Regions from separate parts of the Mus musculus genome. Here all the other regions are linked to region 3. A link is a loop called in an ENCODE intact Hi-C map of the cell type or tissue named here. Cell type or tissue: heart. All regions are shown on one strand. Links, peaks and the distances in the headings refer to the core of each region. The heading gives the core; the rest is flanking DNA. Region 1 overlaps Erc2 (ELKS/RAB6-interacting/CAST family member 2). Region 2 overlaps Erc2 (ELKS/RAB6-interacting/CAST family member 2). Region 3 holds the start of Wnt5a (wingless-type MMTV integration site family, member 5A).

Region 1 (6,039 bases), core at 344-5,343, 560 kb after region 3:
GGAGAGGGGGAGAGGGGAGGGGAAGGGAGGGGAGGAGAGGGGAGGAGATAAAGGAGAGAGAGAGAGAGAGAGAGAGGGAGAATGAGAATACACAGGAAAACATAGTTTCCATAGTAAAATATTCACTGCCTTAGCAGTGTGGTCATGCAAATGCTTTAGCAGCAATGAAGGTGAACCCAGAGAGGGATGACCCTTGGTTTCTCATCTGAAAATTACAGAAGACAAGTGCGTAAGACGGCACAACAGGTATAGGTGTGTTCTGCCAAGACTGGCAAATTCCCTGATCCAATATAAAGTTCTAAAGAAAGAACCAACCTACAAGGTTGCTCTCGGATCTTCACACTTGTTCCATGGGGCATATACTTTTGTGGGCTATCCACCAGAGGAGACTATCTGGACATGGGTTTAAGACAATAGGAAGTGTTTATATGCCAGCCAGAGACCGCAATGGCTGTTCAGGACCCCAATGTAGCCCCAAGACTTTCTCAGGGTAGGCTTTTAAGCACAAACTCAAAATCCAGAATTGACTTACCTTGTTAGCAAGAACAGTCCGATAGAAGCAGAGATACAGAAGCCCCGAAGCTAGGTTAGTACATTAGAGCTATGAACTTTGATAGTCATTGTTAGTTTTCATTTTGGCAACTGGTGCTGTCTGTGTGCTCAGTTTAAAAACCTGAGTGGTACTTCCATATTGACATCACCTCTCCTCTCTCCCCTCTCCCCTCTCCCCGTCTCCTCTCTCCTCTCTCTCCCTTCTCTCCCCTCTCCCCTCTCCCCTCTACCCGTCTCCTCTCTCCTCTCTCCTCTCATTACAATGTGAATATTAATTATGCCATATTCTATTACTTTGATAGCTGTGCCTTCTACAGAAATAGCCCTCAATTTTATTGGAGACAACAAAACTGAGCAGCCCAAAGAGTTAAAGTTGGTAGTGGAGAATTCACGCTGTTCACACTGTCTTCACGTGTGTAAGATAAGAGGGTGGAGCTCACTAAGTCAGTTCCAATGGGTTAGTCTGTGATTTTAAGACTCAGTGCTATTAATGCATTAATGCATGTTCTGTGATGCAGAGACCATTAAGCCACCCACAAACTAAGGGACGGTTACTTCTAAGGAGCTTTAGATCCTCTCAGCACTCCTAGCCTTAAACATCTAAGGAGCAAGCATTTTCAGTGCAGTCTAAGGGCAGATGTTGGCAGCACTCTGCATCCCATTGAGACACTTAAGCAGAGCATCTTAAACAGAAAACTACTAAAACCCATGGCTCTACCTTTAATAATTACCAATTTTATGGAGAGGGAAGTGTGCTGGCAGCATCCTATCTAGCTGAAACACAAGAAATGCCCAGAAATGAGAGCAGTAATCTAAAGGAAGCGGTGTCTGAGACAGAGGGGGAAAGCATGTCTAGGAACTACACCTTCTGATGATGGATAAACCAAATGCAGCGCACTGAGCCTGCCATTCTACCGCAAGTCAGATACAGAGACGAGTAAAGACACCATGGGGGAAAACACGCTGCCAGACAACTTTACTCCCATCTAGGATGCAGAATCGACATCTCTTAAGAGGCAATCACCTTAGCTATGGTGGTCCCGATATAAACTATAGGAATAGGTTACAGCCTTGGGGGAGGGACCACTTGCCTTTTGTCTACAAATTCTTCTTACTGTGTATGTCACTTCTGTGGGAAACAGAAAGAACCTGCAATATAGTCATTCACATTACTCTAGCCCTAAAAACCCTTCCTGTGATGAAGACATTTTACTAAATTAAATATATTGGTGAGCCAGTTCCCTTAAGCTTAAATTTTGTGGGCTCTTAAGGAAATCTTGCAATGCGTGTTCTTGCCTCTTAGGAAGTCTGTTCTGATTATCTTCCCTCACCAGTTCGCTCCAGTCAGTTGGGAGCAGCTTCGGAGACCCTTTCAGGAAGAGAGAAGCGTGTAAGGGAGGCATGGAAGACAAGGCAAGGTGGAGATGAGAGAAGGCTTTGAGGAAAGTTCAGAGGATGAAGCAGTGATGTTCCCAAAACACAATGGACCCTGGGTCTAGATTTCTCAGGCCTGAATCTCCACACTCCCAGGCACAGCCTGCTACCTGTTCATACCTTTGGCCTTCGCATGCAGCGGCAGCCATGTACACACACAGGCACGAGCATTGTATATGAGGGTGGGGGACAGGGAGCAGACACTGAAGAGGAAAAGGCAAAGAAGAGATCAGTTATGCAGTACAAGTCAAGGACTACCTGGAGTCTCCAGAAGCTACGCGAGGAAAGGGGGGCTCCCCCTTGTGGTCTCTAGAGGGAAAGAACCATTGCCGTTACTGCACCAGTGTTTCCAGACTCCAGTCAGCACATTCCTTAAGTTTAAGTCACAAAGGTTATGGTTATCTTCTCAGTTAACAGGAGCCCTAGAGACATACGGGTAGGAAGATGGCTTAAGCTTGAGGACCTGAGTTCAATCATGAGCATGCCTGTAACTGTCGCTCTTGCCTATAATCTCAGTGCTGGGGAGGTAGAAAGAGGCGGATCCCTGGAGCTTGCTGGTCAGCCAGTATAGCCAAGCACATGAGCTCTAGATTAGATGAGAGACCCTGACTCCAAAATAAAGTGAAAAAGTGACACGAAACATTGTTCTCTGTCTCTGTCTCCATCTCCCTCTCTCTCTCTGTCTCTCTCACACACAAACCAAGATAAAATGAAATATTGTCCTCTTTTATCCAGAATTTATCAACACATATTTAACTTTGATAGGGATATAGAGATAAATGAAATATCATTTTTGCCTCAGGCAGCTCTTATCTAAAGGGAATGCTTCCTTCTTTGTAACATCCAAATCATATTCTGGGCAACAAACTATAGAAAAAGCTTACATTTTAGTGCTAAGGTTACTACACTGAGTCTATATTTCAGTAGGTCCTCCGTGTTTTTATGGGCTGAACACACAGTCTAAATGTTTTTCATTCACTGTTCAGAAGACCACACCTTTATCAAGGAGCATAAACCTTAACAAATGTCTTCAGATGAGCAGAGAACACGCATGGAGTGAGGCCCAAGCCCACAGCACAATGGGAGTCCCTGAGAAAGTAACATAGGGAGCAATGGTCCTGGTCAGCAGAGGTTTACACAGCATATTTTACACATTGTTACAAATGACAGAATGGGGACCATACTGGAAACATTAGAGGAGTCTACATTTTGACTACTAACAATGCTAAAAGTTTATACAAATGGTAAAATATCCTACAACATTCACTTTTTGAAACTGCTAAGTTTTATCATGTTTGTCAGAAACTTTAAGAATTTGTGAGAGCAAGAAATTACTGATTTGCGAAACACATGAAACTCAAGAAGAACGAAGACCAGTGGACACTTTGCCCCTTCTTAGAATTGGGAACAAAACACCCATGGAAGGAGTTACAGAGACAAAGTTTGGAGCTGAGGCAAAAGGATGGACCATCTAGAGACTGCCATATCCAGGGATCCATCCCATAATCAGCCTCCAAACGCTGACACCATTGCATACACTAGCAAGATTTTGCTGAAAGGACCCCGATATAGCTGTCTCTTGTGAGTCTATGCCGGGGCCTAGCAAACACATAAGTGGATGTGCTCACAGTCAGCTATTGGATGGATCACAGGGCCCCCAATGGAGGAGCTAGAGAAAGTACCCAAGGAGCTAACCCTATAGGTGGAACAACATTATGAACTAACCAATACCCCCCGGAGCTCGTGTCTCTAGCTGCATATGTATCAGAAGATGGCCTAGTCGGCCATCACTGGAAAAAGAGGCCCATTGGTCATGCAAACTTTATATGCCCCAGTATAGGGGAACGCCAGGGCCAAAAAGTGGGAATGGGTGGGTAGGGGAGTGGGGGAGGAGGGTATGGGGGACTTTTGGGATAGCATTGGAAATGTAAATGAGGAAAATACATAATTAAAAAAAACTATAAATAAAAAAAAGAAAGAAATTATTGAATGTGTCCCCTCAGAAGATCAAAAACTAGGGTGATCTCATGTGTATCCTCTCTATAGATCCTTTTCCCCCACTATTTATTTCCCCCACTATGTTAATGATTTCATTAACATCATTAAGTTGCAATATATTTAAACTTTATCAAAGTAAAGTAAAAGCTTAAAAAAAAACACTCTTGGTTATTTCAGGATTACACATGCTATCCAAATTATTCAGAAGACAGTGTCACAAGAGAATGGACTTAAAAACCATTTTCATATCTTTGACAATTGTCTTTAACAAAGAAATTTGGGATAATCAAATTAGAGAGAAGAGAAAAATATTCTTCCTCTGTTTTTCTCCTCTTGGCAAAGTTCTCAGTGCAGAGTTATTTTCCAGGCATAGATGGATGAAATTCTGTTCTCTGTAATCTCGGCAAAGATTATGAAAATAGAGTTCTATTTCATGGAACAGGATGATGTCCCCACTGAGACTCAGTCACATCCCCATGAGGTCAGTGTTGGCAGACAGGACCTGCTTGCTCTCTGAATCTCTACTGTGGCCATGAGGACCTCAGCATGACCTTCACATTCCTTTCCCACCTCAAAGACATAGATACCACAAAAGCCACTTTTGTCACCGAGGAAGATGAGAGCGTCTGCAGGCGGGACAACAACACATTATGGACGGGAAAGATTGCTTTCCCTCAAAGGATCCTCACATTCACGTGCTTTCCCTCAAAGGATCCTCACATTCACGTGCGCGCTTTAGAAGCCCCGTGAGAGTATCTGAGGGGCCTCATTCCAGCTTCCACTTAAAACAACAATAGTGTAACCATAACAAAACACTACTATTTATTGAACGGCTTAAGATCGTTGCATCATTCCTGATAGTGAGAGACAGCATCATCTCTCCTATTTTAGGGATGGAAAGCGGAGGACTCAACCGAGATCTCACAGGAACGGGATAGGTCATGAAAACATTAGTTCTTCCAACACCTAAGCTCCTCTGCCTCCTAAATCAGGACCTGAGAAAGCCATTAGAGTGCTGTGCCCCCGAATAAAGGGCAGGAAGTCATTCATTAGAGATGAAAATGTTCCAGCCAGAGGAAATTGGGTTTCTCCGAGCCACAGAAGAGAGAGAGCATTGAAAGGTCTGCTCTCAGACCTGCATTTGTCTTGGCCAAGAAGCATCCCAGTACTTCAACCCTGTGCAACCAGTGGTGGTGCGGGGAACAGCAAATAGATTTTAGTTGGCTTCTTTGGTAAACTTTGGATCCATAAAAATGGGACACTTTGAATACCAGTTGTCACAGGATCCTTGTCACCTGGATGTTCTTACACTCATGTTTTATTCATCCACAGGCTGGCTAGCCTTTCCCTCCCTTTACCTCATGACTCAGACTAAACACTGCAGTTGAAGCTGCCTGGCTGTGGAGATTCCGAGTAAAGAATAACCTGGGCTGTGTGCTTCCTGAGCTGGCTACAGAGCAGGCTCTTACCCCAGGGGGCAGCCAAATGCCCCTCAGTTCCAGCCTGAGGGAGCCAAGAGGAAGCCAGGCTTTCTACAGAGTGTCACACTGCTCATAAGAAAGTAGAAAGCTGAGCTATTACATGAAATGTTTTCATTATATTTTTCATTTTCACTGTTTTTTTTTCATTAAAAAACAAACAAGCAAGCAAATAATGAAGTCCAAAACAAAGAACAAAACACTGAGAGTCTGTAAAGAGTTCTGTGGATTGTATTTACCCCGCGTATCTACCAGCTCCCACACCTTCTGGGAAATATATCAGAATTATATTTTTTTAAAAAAAGAAAAAAATGAAAGATAAGTACACTAAGATAATTCAACTTAAAGGGACACAAGAGTCTACCAGCCTCAGAGTTTTTTGAAGAAAAGGTTCACTTTGAATAGAAAAATAAAGCAGAAACTGCCATTCTGTGTCCTTTTGATATTCTAAACTTCTAAAGTAGACAAAAACTGGAATTTCTTCTTGAAAACCAAGGAGTTCTCCTCCAACAAGCCCAGCTAGCTTCTTGAAGTCATTAATATGAATAAGTGAGGGGGGTTGTTTTATTTTTTAATT
Region 2 (6,039 bases), core at 361-5,360, 200 kb after region 3:
GCTGCAGTCCACACACTGGGGCCTTTCTGCAGGAGTCTTTGGAAACCTTCTGCAGTGCTGGAGTCTCTGAGGATAAGTTCTTCAGGGTACAAAGGTCACAATTTCCATGGTTTTTGCTTTATATAACTGGCTCCCCCTGGAGTTTTATTCCTGGCCAAACATTCTAAGGACTAGGACCTAGCTTCTTTGGGATGCCCATGATGTGAAGGGAGAGAAGAGAGGCCTCTGAAAACAAGCAACCCCCCCCCCCAGCAATCACTGATGTGTTCTCTACATGCAGTTAATATGGTTTGAGATACTCTGGCTTCCACAGACAGTTCTGTGCCTTTTCCAAATCCCACCCATCTCGTGGAATTTATTGTACAAACCATACGATGATACTAGATTACAAAGGTACAGTAAAAGAAGAAAAAAAACCTACTAATATTGATTATATTGTTCTGATTAATTTGCACCTAAGTTTGTAATTTGCATATGAATCACCTTCAGGAGTTTTATTACTAGACAGTATAGTTGCTGCATAGTGGATAAGTGTGGACCAAGTTGAAAACTGCAGCAGGCGTTTTTCTCTTTCTTTTTTTGGTTTTGTCACTTTGTCCTTTCATTTGCTCTACTTAGTCAAGGAAAAAGGTAGGCTCCAAACCAAATAAGCTGGACTCCTTGATGTCTCTGACAAAAAGAGCAGCAAAATAGATTTTCCGTTTGGCGTTTTACCTCACCACTAACTCGCATCACTGAGAGCATCTGCAGGAGAGAGTTCAGCAAACTCAAGGTTTCTCTGGTTGCCAAGCTCTTGGGAATAGAGTGCTTTCTTTTAAAACTTGGAAAGACACATTCCAAAGTAACTAGCCATTAGATATGACCAAGCACTAAGCTGCATAACTAGGAAAGAAGAAAGGAGGGGAGGAAAGAAAATGCATAATATAAACAAGAAAAGACAAAACCTTAAAGAGGAAGGAGAAAGGAAAACATTTAGATTCTTTGAGTGATGGAAATAAATACCAAAGCTATTAGTTTCAGTTCAAAGAACGTATCACTCTATGCTGTTTATTATCTCTTGAGGATTATTTATTTTATCTTAAAATATCCACAGCATAAGAGGGGTCCTAGAGGTAAGCTGCAATGAAACTGACCTGGTCTGGAGAGGGCCTGTGGTTGGAATGCTGTGACCTCCCAGGAGACCGGTGGTGGTGGTGATGGTGGTGGTGGTGGTAATGGTGATGGTCTTCATCGTAATTGTCTGCCATCAGCTTCATCCTGTTCTGGGTCTGTGCAGAAGGAAAACCAGAGAAGGAACCATCAGGAGCGAGACAATGAGCCCAATAAAAACAGGGCACAATGACAGCACCTAAAGGAGAGCTCCGTTTATATCAATCCAGAAGTTCTCATTTTCAGGCACATTGAAACATATATAATAAAGGAGCTACGCCATTAGCTTTGGTAAAGGAAATTTTAATCACACTCTTGGAACTAGCTACGTAGCACCTGTACATGGCAATGTGCTTTTTAAGACAGAGACAAACACATGGTAAAGTATAGGCAAAGAGATCCAGAGTGGACTTACAATCACAAGGTGCCCATGGTCACAACCTATACTCTAGCAAAGGCCCTCAGGAGGCCCTGGAAGCAATGCTGGGAGAGAGATGTGTGGAGACACAGAATGACAAACATTGCTCTCACAGGACAAGGCGGGGAATTGCACACCCAAACTGCCAAATGCAGGGGCACTGATGGAGACTGCTCACTGCTACAATGGCGACTTCTCAGGAAAGGGTGGCTACAGCTATTTCAGCTGCCATTGTTCTTTGAGAGAATTGGTGCAATGTTGGTGGAAAACAAGCTGAATGCTCTAACCATGTAGTGCACATCACAGGGGAGTCTCAGAGTCATAGTTAAATACTGAGAGCCACAGGCCAAGAAACAGAGCAAGGATGAGCTGGCAGAACAAGTCCACAACAACATAAACAATGCCCAAGGCCCGCTGAAAAGAGAAGACATGAGCTAGCCCGGAGAGTCAGAAACTATGAGTTTAAGGATAGGGCCACCTAGTTTCAAGAGTTGCTCCACCTAACTTTGCAGGTTGTAGTATCCTAAGGTGATTAACTGTCCTAACCTCAATATCCTTACCTCTAAAATGGGTGTGATCCTTCCTGGGTTGGCTGAGGAGCAAGTGCCAATCAAATGTCTTCACTACCATTATTGTTGCCATTTTTTTTTCCCTGTAAGAATATTCTCCTTTGTGCATGCTGGCTCCTTTGCCTGTAATTCCTCTCCTTGACCCCCTTTTTTCATCCTAATTCCTGAGCCTCACTGATTCACAGCACTTTCTCTAGAAGCCTACTCTTATCTATCTGCCTGTCTCTCTCTCTCTCTCTCATCCATCTATTCATCTGTCCTTCTAATCTATCTATCTATCTATCTATCTATCTATCTATCTATCTATCTATCTACCTACCTATCAATTATCCATCTTTCCATTTAGACATGCTGGGGATTGAACCCAAAGCACTGTAAATACTAAGCATATTTTCTACCATGGAGTTACACCTCCTCGGGCCACAGAAGCAGACAGCAAGCTGATACTGCTGCAGTGACCGGAAGGGTAAAGGGTGCTGCTATGCTAGACAGGGGCTGCGTGTCTTTCTTCAGGAGAAAAGGTCACCGAGAGTTGAGGACATAATGTAGGTTGCCATAGCGGTCCCCCTGGTGGTTCAGGATGACAATGACCCATCAGTACCCTCAGAGCCTGAAGTTGGAGGTGTTTGGAGCTTCCAGCCAGTCAGAATTTTATTGTGCAAAATAATAATTATTTAATAATAAAGTTTTATGGACCTAAAATAGTGCATGCTCCCAGTATTTCTCATACACAACTGTGGTTTCCAAGATTTCCTAGTAGGAAAATCACTATTGCAATTTGGCAGCAGTAAAGGAAGACATGGATTTTAGCCCCAAGAGCCATTTCTTGACAAACGGCATGGACATTTCTGGGTCTTCTAATTTTCAATCTCTAAGCCCCCTTTCTTGTTTGGCCACTACTAGTAAAGACAGCAAACAGCTGAACAGGTAGAAATAGCTATCCCATAAGTACACAGGGTCTGTTAAGTTTTGGAAACACCTCATGTTCTGGCTCTACCTGCCAAAGGATGCCTTGTGATTTATTCATTCCATCTTTTCAAACGTGTACAATATTTGAAAGGTCCCAAAGTGAACATAAAAATGCAAGTATATGATAAAATAATAAAAATATTTTTAAAAAGACCCACTTAAAAACTAAATTAAAAAAAAAAAAAAAAGCTCAGGCAAACTTTGGCAGTCACTAGCTTTTCCATTCTTCATGTCCACGTAATGCATCAGAAGACCCAACGGACAAGTCAGGCCTTCGAGCAAGAGCAGGGCAGTAGAGCCCTGTGGGTAAGATCCCTCTCAGTCCTCCTGCCATCAGACATGCGATGTCGAAGTTCAGTGTTCACACCTAAAATTCCAGTCTTGCCACAGGGGGCTGTACTTTTGAACTCATGGATTAATAAATCTGGAACGGTTTCTTCCAAATAGAATCAGGGGGCCTGAAGTGAGCTATGAGACCCGTGACAGTGGCAGAGGAAGGGGCAAGGCCAAGAAGGAGTGATGGGGGCTAGATGAGCAAATAATAACACTGCTATTGTAAACACTGCGATGCCCTTATCCTCCAGGGGAGCCCCTGTGACTTTATGAGGTCATCGTCTTACCAGCCACAATGCTCAGGCCCCTACCTTTGAACTGTGTCCCATAAAAGAATGCACGAGCTAAACAAGATGCTCTATGCAGCCCTAAATGTGTCTGCCGAAATGAGGTGTTGGAGAGTAGACTTGTCACGGGATGGGGACTGTAAATGAATGATGTCATCTTTCCAATTTGGTGCTGAAATATAAATAAACCACATTGTTCATATGAATACCAGATCTGGGGGAAATGTACACAGAGCAATTGTGAGCGGAAGGGGCTTCTTTTGATTAGTCTGGGAGGAGAGGAGGGTGTGAACCAGAGGTGAATACTTGAGTTTGGTCTGATACTTCAGACTGTTTTTATTTATCTTGCGAGTAACATATCTCTTAAACTGTGGCCGATTTCTTGCAGCCTGGGTGATCATGTTATGTCCCATAGCACAACGAAGCAAGCTGGCTCCTTTAATGTAAATCGAAATGGGCCTCTTCTCATAGCCCACTCTGTAATCCTCATTGCTCACTCTCATCCCAGTCCAGTTACATTGTTTTTCTACCACACAAAGAAAATTCTGGGAGGATAAGAAACACTAACCAACGCTCCTTGCTCCTTAACGGACAACAAGGAAAGACTGCAGAAAGCTTTACCAAGGCTCCCAACAAGGATGCTAGTTGCTCAAAGGCCATACAGGTTTAACAGTGGCTTCATTAGCATGGCTTGTGTCCCACAACCATAGGATACATGGAAGGTCCACCACGAGCAGGTCTTCTGAGCGGACCTAACTGGAAATCCAGAACAGCTCAGGGAAGTTGGAGATGCATACATAGCATAGCACTTAAAACATGGGACTCGTTTAGTGATTCACCGGGGCCCATTTTCACTTCATCCCTGACATCTCTGTCAACCTGAAGCACCCATCTCTGGGCCCCGTATCAGACTCTATTTGCTATATACTGCATTCCCACTGCTAAGCCATGCCTGCATGTTCTGTTCCTTTTTTCTTCTAGAAACTGTCTGTTTCTTTGGGGCCAATGCCTCATAACGGCTTTCCTTTTGCGAGCTTGCCTATCACAAGTATGTACCCATTAGCCAATGTGACCCGAGGTCCCTAGTACTCTGAATTTAATGTCTCCAGAGGCTCAGAGGCTCCCACAGCCCTCAGGACAAGATCTTTGATTCTCAACTTGCTTACAAGTTTCTTGTTAGGTAACCTAGCTAACCTCCACTCTGTTTGCCTTCTCTTCTGCTTTTGGAAGCACAGTTTTCTGTTCCAGCCTTGCGCTTCATCCTTTATCCTTTTACACGAGCTACACCCTTGAGTTCTTAAGCTCTTAGCTCCAAGGCAGTCACCTCTAGATATACCTTTCAGAAGCACATATCACAAGGAACCATGTGCTCTACTGTCTCTCCTAGAACCCTTCACTGGCCCATTTCCAACCCCCTGCCCATCACAGTGCTTACCCCAAAGGATGGCAAATAACTGCATGTTGGCTTGGCTTCCTCCACACTGTGGTGAGGATCTCTTGGAGGAAGTACTATGTCTGGATTACCTTTGTATTCACCACCTAATGAAGAGTCTAGCAAACGGGTGTCATCTCTGTAAATGGATGTGTGTGTGTGAATGAGGAGGACACAGGCTACCTTGGGACACATGAGGGAAAGTATGCGGTGGGAGGCAGTGATGACCCTGCTGAGCATTTAGCTTTAAACTTTCCCTGATGGGCTTGTTGTTGTTGTTGCTACTGTCTTCCTTGAGAGTGGATGGAGAGGGGTAAATGAAGAGCTCTTGAGCTACTAGCCACATAAACTTGTTCTTTATGAACAGGTAAAGTGGGCCTAGAGCCTATCTGCCCAATTATCTCATTATGAATAAGGAGTACCTATATCTTATGATGTGCATTTCCTTCCTGTCCCCTAGGCTTTGAAAGAGCAAGGAGACTTTGGAAGGCTTTTTACCAGTACCAAAAGTCAACCTGAAAAATCCAAACTTTATCCATTAACTAAAATCATTGGGTGTTGTATGTACAAAGGTGCTAGATACTGTATCTTCTCTGACATTTCTGAACATTGTATTCTGGGAGCTTTCAAATGAGATAAAAATCCTTGATTGACTAGTAGAAGATATCATAGCTTAATCACAATATGTAGCTATAAACGTGTAATACTAAAACTTCACATATATCTAACAAGGTGGCAATAAAGAATGAAGCTTTGATCAGTCACCCAGATGACATTAACACTGAAATCCACATAAATATGGTTTAAGGAAGAAGAAAAATGTATACAATAAGATTTCTTACCATGGGAAAGGAAGATAACACTGCACTTCAGTAACTACAT
Region 3 (5,923 bases), core at 1-5,000:
CACTCCCTCACCAGTGACCAGAAGGGTCGAAATCCTTAGTCCAAATTGCCCAAGGCCTCATTGCTGGGTTACACCTATGGCTCTTTTCTATTTGAAGCTCGGGGTAACACAGATTGTCCCCTGGCGGAGACCTTAGAAGGGTCTTGGTGGGAAGAGTGGGGCTGAGTTGTCTCCAGGGGTGCAAAGTTGAAGGACTGGGACTCAGAGAGGCCTTATTTCCAGATGGCCAACAGGGGGCAGCCGGCACCGCGCGGCCGGTTAGAAAGGCCGCGTTAAAGCTCAAGAGTTTTGCCGGCACGTAGCGCGCCCCTTGTGCACAGGAGCGCTTTGGAAGGGAAGACCAGGGTCTTGGGCTGGACCTCCTTTGGAGGATCTAGGGCCGAACCGCCAAGACTAAAGCCAGCTTGTCAAAAACTGATCTCCAGCTCCCCAAGTCCCCAAAGCAAAGCAAGGGTCCCAACGCGTCCTCTCATACCCTACTTTCCGCCATTCCTCAATTGCTGGGTACTTACAACATTGTCTCCTCCAAATCCCCCCCCCCCCCGCAAAGCCTCGCCTGATGGAAAATGTCTTGAAATTAAATCTGGCTAGGTGTGCTAATATCGTCAAGACAGCAGATGCTGAGGAGGTACGACCTCATCACCCGACCCAAGTTATTTCCCAGGAGCGAATTGTTCATTTAAAGTGAGACCACGGAGCTGTGGCTCGGACAGGGCATAGAGGGTAAAACAGGGCCTTAGAAGCACCGGGGTTTAAAACCCTTTCTTTGAAGAAAGAACGTTGTTTGCTTTTAGGAAACAGCTTCGTACCGATCTTCACCTTACTCCCTACTAGAAAGCTGGAAATGAGAGGTATGAAGTATAAATGGAAATTGTTATCGAGGCGTGGAGGATAACCGAAGGAAAAGTTGTTTGGAAAATTGCTAGTTATATTTCAAGACGAAACGTTAACTTTTTTGTAAAAGTGAACTCTCGGTGACCCTCAGAGTGTGTGACTCGGCTTTAACATACAACTGACAATTAAAACAAACACGAGTTCACAAACTAACCCCCGCCCGATCTCGAAACGCAGAGGCCCTAGAGTCTCCAAAGCACTAGGTTGACTCCGCTCAGGGGGCAGGATTAAAGCCACTAGGACCACTACTCCCCGCCCCCAATGCTGCAGTAAAGGACCTGAGCTCACCCAGAGGCCGCTAATAAAGCTAATAACGCGACCCTGCTCCCCGCGCGGGGTGCGCTCTGGCCCCCCGCCAGGCACTCTTAAAGGCACAGGGGCCGGGAACGCTCGGGTTACTCGACCTGGAGAGCCGGGAACTGGGCCCTGATCGGAGGTTGGGGGTGGGGTGTGCGTTGCTCTAGGGTAGGTGGCCCCTAGTTTCCTTAGTCTCGCAGCCGTTTCTCCTAACACAGTCCTCATCCGGCCTCAGAGCTTCAGCCACACAATCTCCGCGTGCCGGTGAAATGAGCGTTTGATATATACTTGATGAATCGAATCATTATCCAGTCACTGAAATACACGTAGTAAAACTACACTCCAGTTCTCGAGGTAAAAAGGCGCGCCGCCTGTGACCCGAACTGTCTTTCCTGCCCTCGCTCTTCTCCATAGTTGAAAAGGTTTGAAGAATAGCCGGTGCAAAAAGTCTCCAAGGACGCAGAGGCAGTGTCCCCAGGGTAAGGGACGAAAAGATAGGAGTCCCTGCCGGCGATATTGGAGTTTAGCTTTCTCCAGGCAGTTAGAGAAATGGAGAGGATAGGGATAGATTGAAAGAGTTCAGTTAACTTTGAAAAGGGGGGGAAAAAGTAGGGAGCGTCCGTGCGCACAGAACACTTACCTTCATGGCGAGGGGGAGGGGGCACGGAGAGGAAGTCGCCACCCGAGCGAAGGCGGCCGAGGAATTCAAGCGAAGCGTCGGGGTTAAGCCTTGGGGGACAATCCAAAGCAGGGCTGCGGAGTCCTCCTGGGCGCGTCGGGTGGGCGCAGCGACCCGGAGCGGAAGCGAGCACTGGCGCCCGGACTCGGGCAGAGGAGTTGGTATAGCGTGGAAATGTGCCCAGGAACCGAGAGGGCGCCGGCGCGCGCGGGCGAGCAGCAAGCGCAGGGCCGAGCGGGGACACAGTGCAGGAGCCGCGGGTCCGACGAGGGCGCGCAGGCGACTGTTCCGCGGCGAGGCGCTCCCTCTCTAACGTCCATCAGCGACGGCGGTAATTAGGGCTTTCCAACCCCAAATGTGGGCGTGATTGTGCAAAAGACTTTACAACAAATAATAAAAAAAATTCTTCACAAGAAGGTGAAAAAAAATGCCCCACTACTCAACTGTGGCCCGAGGCGGGGAAGGAGGGGGGGCAATCCCTGTGCCCAAGATGCCCCCAGTTCATTCACACCACGAATTCTGCAGACTCCAGGCGGCTCACGCCTCCTGATTGTCAGCTCCTCCTCTCTGGGTCTGTGGCCGAAACGTCTGCTTCCAGGGACTGCTCCTGCAGCTGAGTTAGCTAGTGAACCTCTGTGTACACACAGACACACACCCAAACACACACACATACACACACACAAACGCACACACACGCAGACACAGAGACACGCGCTCACACACACACACAGACACACACACACACACACAGAGCAGCAGCAGCGGCGGCGGCTATGGGACCACAGAACAATCAGGCACGCATGGTTTTTTCTCCGGGAGATGCCGCTGAAATCGCACAAGTCGCCATCAGAGCTGCAAGAGTCAGCGCCAAATTTTGTCCTTTCATTTTAGAGTCTGGCAAAAACCAGGCGCAAAGAAAATGGGTTCAAGGCAGCCCTGAACTTTCTGCCGCTTGGTGGCTTGAGCGGTTGATGGACAGCTAGCCTGTGGGGGAACGTTGGCTTCCCCCTTCTGGTCCCCTTCTTTCTTTCTTCCTTTCTTCGGGTTAACCTTCTTCTTTCCACCCCCCCGCCTTTCCAGAGAGAACAGAGCGAGAGGACGGAGGGCGCAGAGCTCCGCGGTGGCGACTCAACTCCAGAGGTCCATGGCGGCCGAGGCTGCCCACCTCCTCGGTCGCGGCCGGGGTCCGAGGGGCGGTCGTGGGGCCCGGCGGAGGCCGCGGAAGGAGATGGCAATGCAGCGGCCGCACAATCCGGACTCCGGACGGCGGAGGCGGTGCCTCGGAGCCTGCAGCAACTTTCCAAGCGATGCGGTGCCCCACAGACTGACTGGCCCAGCGAGGGGACCGCGTGCCCCCCACCCCCGGCCCTCCTGACCAGCTCCCTCACTTTCGCCCTCCCTCTCTCCAGACTCCTCTTTCCCTTGGTGTTCTCAGCGAAAAAAAAATATTTTTAAAGTTGCAGAACCAAACACGGCTGGAGAGGCAAAGGGGGGTGGGGGGGGGAGAGAAAAAAAAAGTCAACTTTGCCTATGCGCATGCGTGATGAGGCTGTCCTATGACAAACTTCTCAGGATTTTAAAGCTGTACTACGGGACAGGGTGCCTGGAGGCGGGGTACGCTCCCCCTTGGGCCCCCTCCTCAAGGCTCCCCATCCCCCAGGCATCTGTATAACGAGGTTCATTTCACTGCTGTTGCCTGCCTGCCTCCTGATCGGCTCAGCTTCTTCCAAAGCCGTCGACCCGTTTGGGGGTCTGAACCTCAACTTTCCGATCCGGACCCCTTGGCTCAACTGTCCCCAACTGCATTTACTGGCACCTCTACAGAAAGGACCTCACTGACATGGATCCTGGTTGGGTTGGGATGTCTCCTTGCGCCCTGGGCTTAAAGCCCGGGCTTGGAGGGTAGAGTGGGCTCGTGCATCTTGCAAAGTCCCTGGTGTCAGAGGTTTGCTAGACAGGACTGTTCCTCACCCCAACGTGGCCAGGCAAGAGTAGAGGTCATGCTGCCGATATGGATCTAGGTGGTGGCTCTCAGGGTGAGAAGACTGTGAAGTTTAGGTGAACCGGGGATCCAGACTCCAGAACTTCTAGACACCTCTAGATAGCTGAAATTGTTAGGACTTCGATTGGATAGAGTGGATGGATAAGCACCACCCTATCCTCCGGTATGCCACAGGTGGCATGCTCAAACAATGTCTCATGGGTTAGTGCAATTCTTTTCTCCATCTTTCCCATCTTCCAACGTTCAAGGGTAGAAGGTAAACACACACACAGACACACACAGACACACACACACACACCACTACACACACTACAAACACACACTGCCACTCCCCACCCCCTACATACCACATACACCCTACACACATACATGTACACATACCACATACACACTACACACACACAACACCACACATGTACCATACCACACACACACATACCACACACATATTAAACACACACACACACACACACTCCACTCACTCACCAGAGTCAGTTGTCTTCATCCACTGGCTTGCCTTTGACAGTTTGTGTTTGCTACCCTGTGCCTTACCCCATGCCCAGCAGCGCGCCCTAGAGCATGCATAAGCCACAAGTTCAGCTCCATGGATGTGACTGTTCCTCCACTGACCCAGCCACATGTGTCCCCACTGACTGACAGCCTCCCATCACTGCACCCCTGGTGTTTTTGCTGGAAGTGTAAACTGGGACAGATGGATGGATTCAGGCCATCCCCACTGGACTTCCTTTGCTAAGGATGCTTGTAGTCTCTAGGAAAGCCAGAGGTACTCAAAACCTTGGGCCACTTTCCCTCCAGTCCTCTCTAGGCTTACATCCCTTATCAATCTCAGGCATTTCACAATTTTTCATGTAGCTTTAGATCTGCGCACTTGAGGGGGAAAAGTGAGGTGGGTTTTTTGTTTTGTTTTGTTTTTTGTTTTTGTTGTTGTTGTTTTTGTTTGTTTTGTTTTGTTTTGTTTTTAAATCAGGAGAATAGCTTCCAGGCTCTCTCTCCTCTCTTTGCTTCCTTTCCAGCTATTCAGCTCTGTAGCTGCAGCTGCAAAGAAATTCCCATTGCCCTCCACCCCCAGCCCAGGTGTCCCCAGGCAGGCATCCCAGCTCTGCCCTGGGCTAGCACATCTCCAGGATACAACTCACCAGTGGCTGTTGAAAACAAGCTGGGAGTAGCTGTGAATAGAGCCCCACAAAGGACAGAGAAGCCACCTGGCTCCCAAGTGCCCTGGATTCCAGAGGCAGGCCACATAAATGAACAGGACAGAGGACAAAATCCCTTCCACTTAACAGTCAAAGCAAAAGCACTGAGCATTTCCTTTATTTTACTCAGCTGTTGCCTGAGTTACCTGAAGAATTGCTTGCTTCTCTACAGTTGCCTTTTTGGGTTAGACCCAGCCTCAAGGATTCATTCCTTGATCCTCTAGTGGAAGATGGAGCCTGGAGTCCCAGTTCCTCCCCTGCTACTTTGTAGATGTTCACAAGACCCCTCTGCACTCCGTATTTTCTGAAACACACACACACAACCAAACAGAAAGTTGACAGGGTATCTGGAGGGCACTTAGAGTGGAAGAGAATGGCTTTTACAACAGGCTGCACCAAGCTGACCACAGAAACACCGGGTCTGGGCGAAGTACTCAATGTTGCTAGACACTGACTTTTCTAGAAAAAAAAATTCAGCTCTGGGAAATTGGGGGTGTTTTGCAAAACCCCTTGGTGGCATGCAAATGTTGACTAGACCAGTTGTAGCTGTTCTTTATTTCACTGCCAGAGAATGGTCCTCCTTCCAACATATTTGATTATTAGCTATTTCTCCAGACATCAGGATTGCTGTCTGAATCATATACTATATTTTATCATTCAAGAAAAATGTATGGCAAGATTTCCAGCAAGCGTATCTGGTCCCAGTGACTTCAGATAAAGGGATGACAGCTTCGGAGCTGGTGGTTTTAATACTGGTTGCACAGAGTGATGTCACTGGAACTCTGGGCTCCAAGTACCAAAGACCTCAGTCCTGTCCTTCAGACCCGAACAAATGGA

Evidence for each region. A loop is a pair of places that touch in the nucleus more often than their neighbours do. Peaks named below come from ENCODE experiments on the same cell type or tissue, not always from the same donor. Only the 100,000 strongest peaks of a DNase experiment are listed, where the experiment ranks them.
Region 1: it touches region 3 in a loop (4-fold over the local background); 2 of 42 quality-filtered maps call a loop at or near these places.
Region 2: a loop joins it to region 3, with 3 times the contacts of the local background. A loop is called at or near these places in 3 of 42 quality-filtered maps.

Annotation. Positions count from the first base shown.
Region 1 is chr14:27,944,838-27,950,876 of GRCm38, reverse strand. The region is part of intron 7 of Erc2 (ELKS/RAB6-interacting/CAST family member 2); the gene reads right to left. Among named protein-coding and RNA genes, the nearest start is that of Gm34996, 71 kb to the right of the region's middle. In heart, for the core only: a CTCF peak has its summit at 2,297 (motif pointing left); a DNase peak (open chromatin) is centred at 4,476.
Region 2 is chr14:28,298,105-28,304,143 of GRCm38, reverse strand. Erc2 (ELKS/RAB6-interacting/CAST family member 2) reads right to left here. Exons shown (of 20, transcript NM_001347497.1): 18 at 1,134-1,268. Among named protein-coding and RNA genes, the nearest start is that of Gm52097, 81 kb to the left of the region's middle. In heart, for the core only: a CTCF peak has its summit at 2,708; no DNase peak of the experiment used is centred there.
Region 3 is chr14:28,502,023-28,507,945 of GRCm38, reverse strand. Wnt5a (wingless-type MMTV integration site family, member 5A) reads right to left here and starts at 2,473. Exons shown (of 5, transcript NM_009524.4): 1 at 1,832-2,473. The coding sequence starts at 1,837. In heart, for the core only: a CTCF peak has its summit at 2,818; DNase peaks (open chromatin) are centred at 1,235, 2,515, 3,115 and 3,575; H3K4me3 peaks cover 4,000 bases; H3K27ac peaks cover 4,106 bases; H3K27me3 peaks cover 140 bases.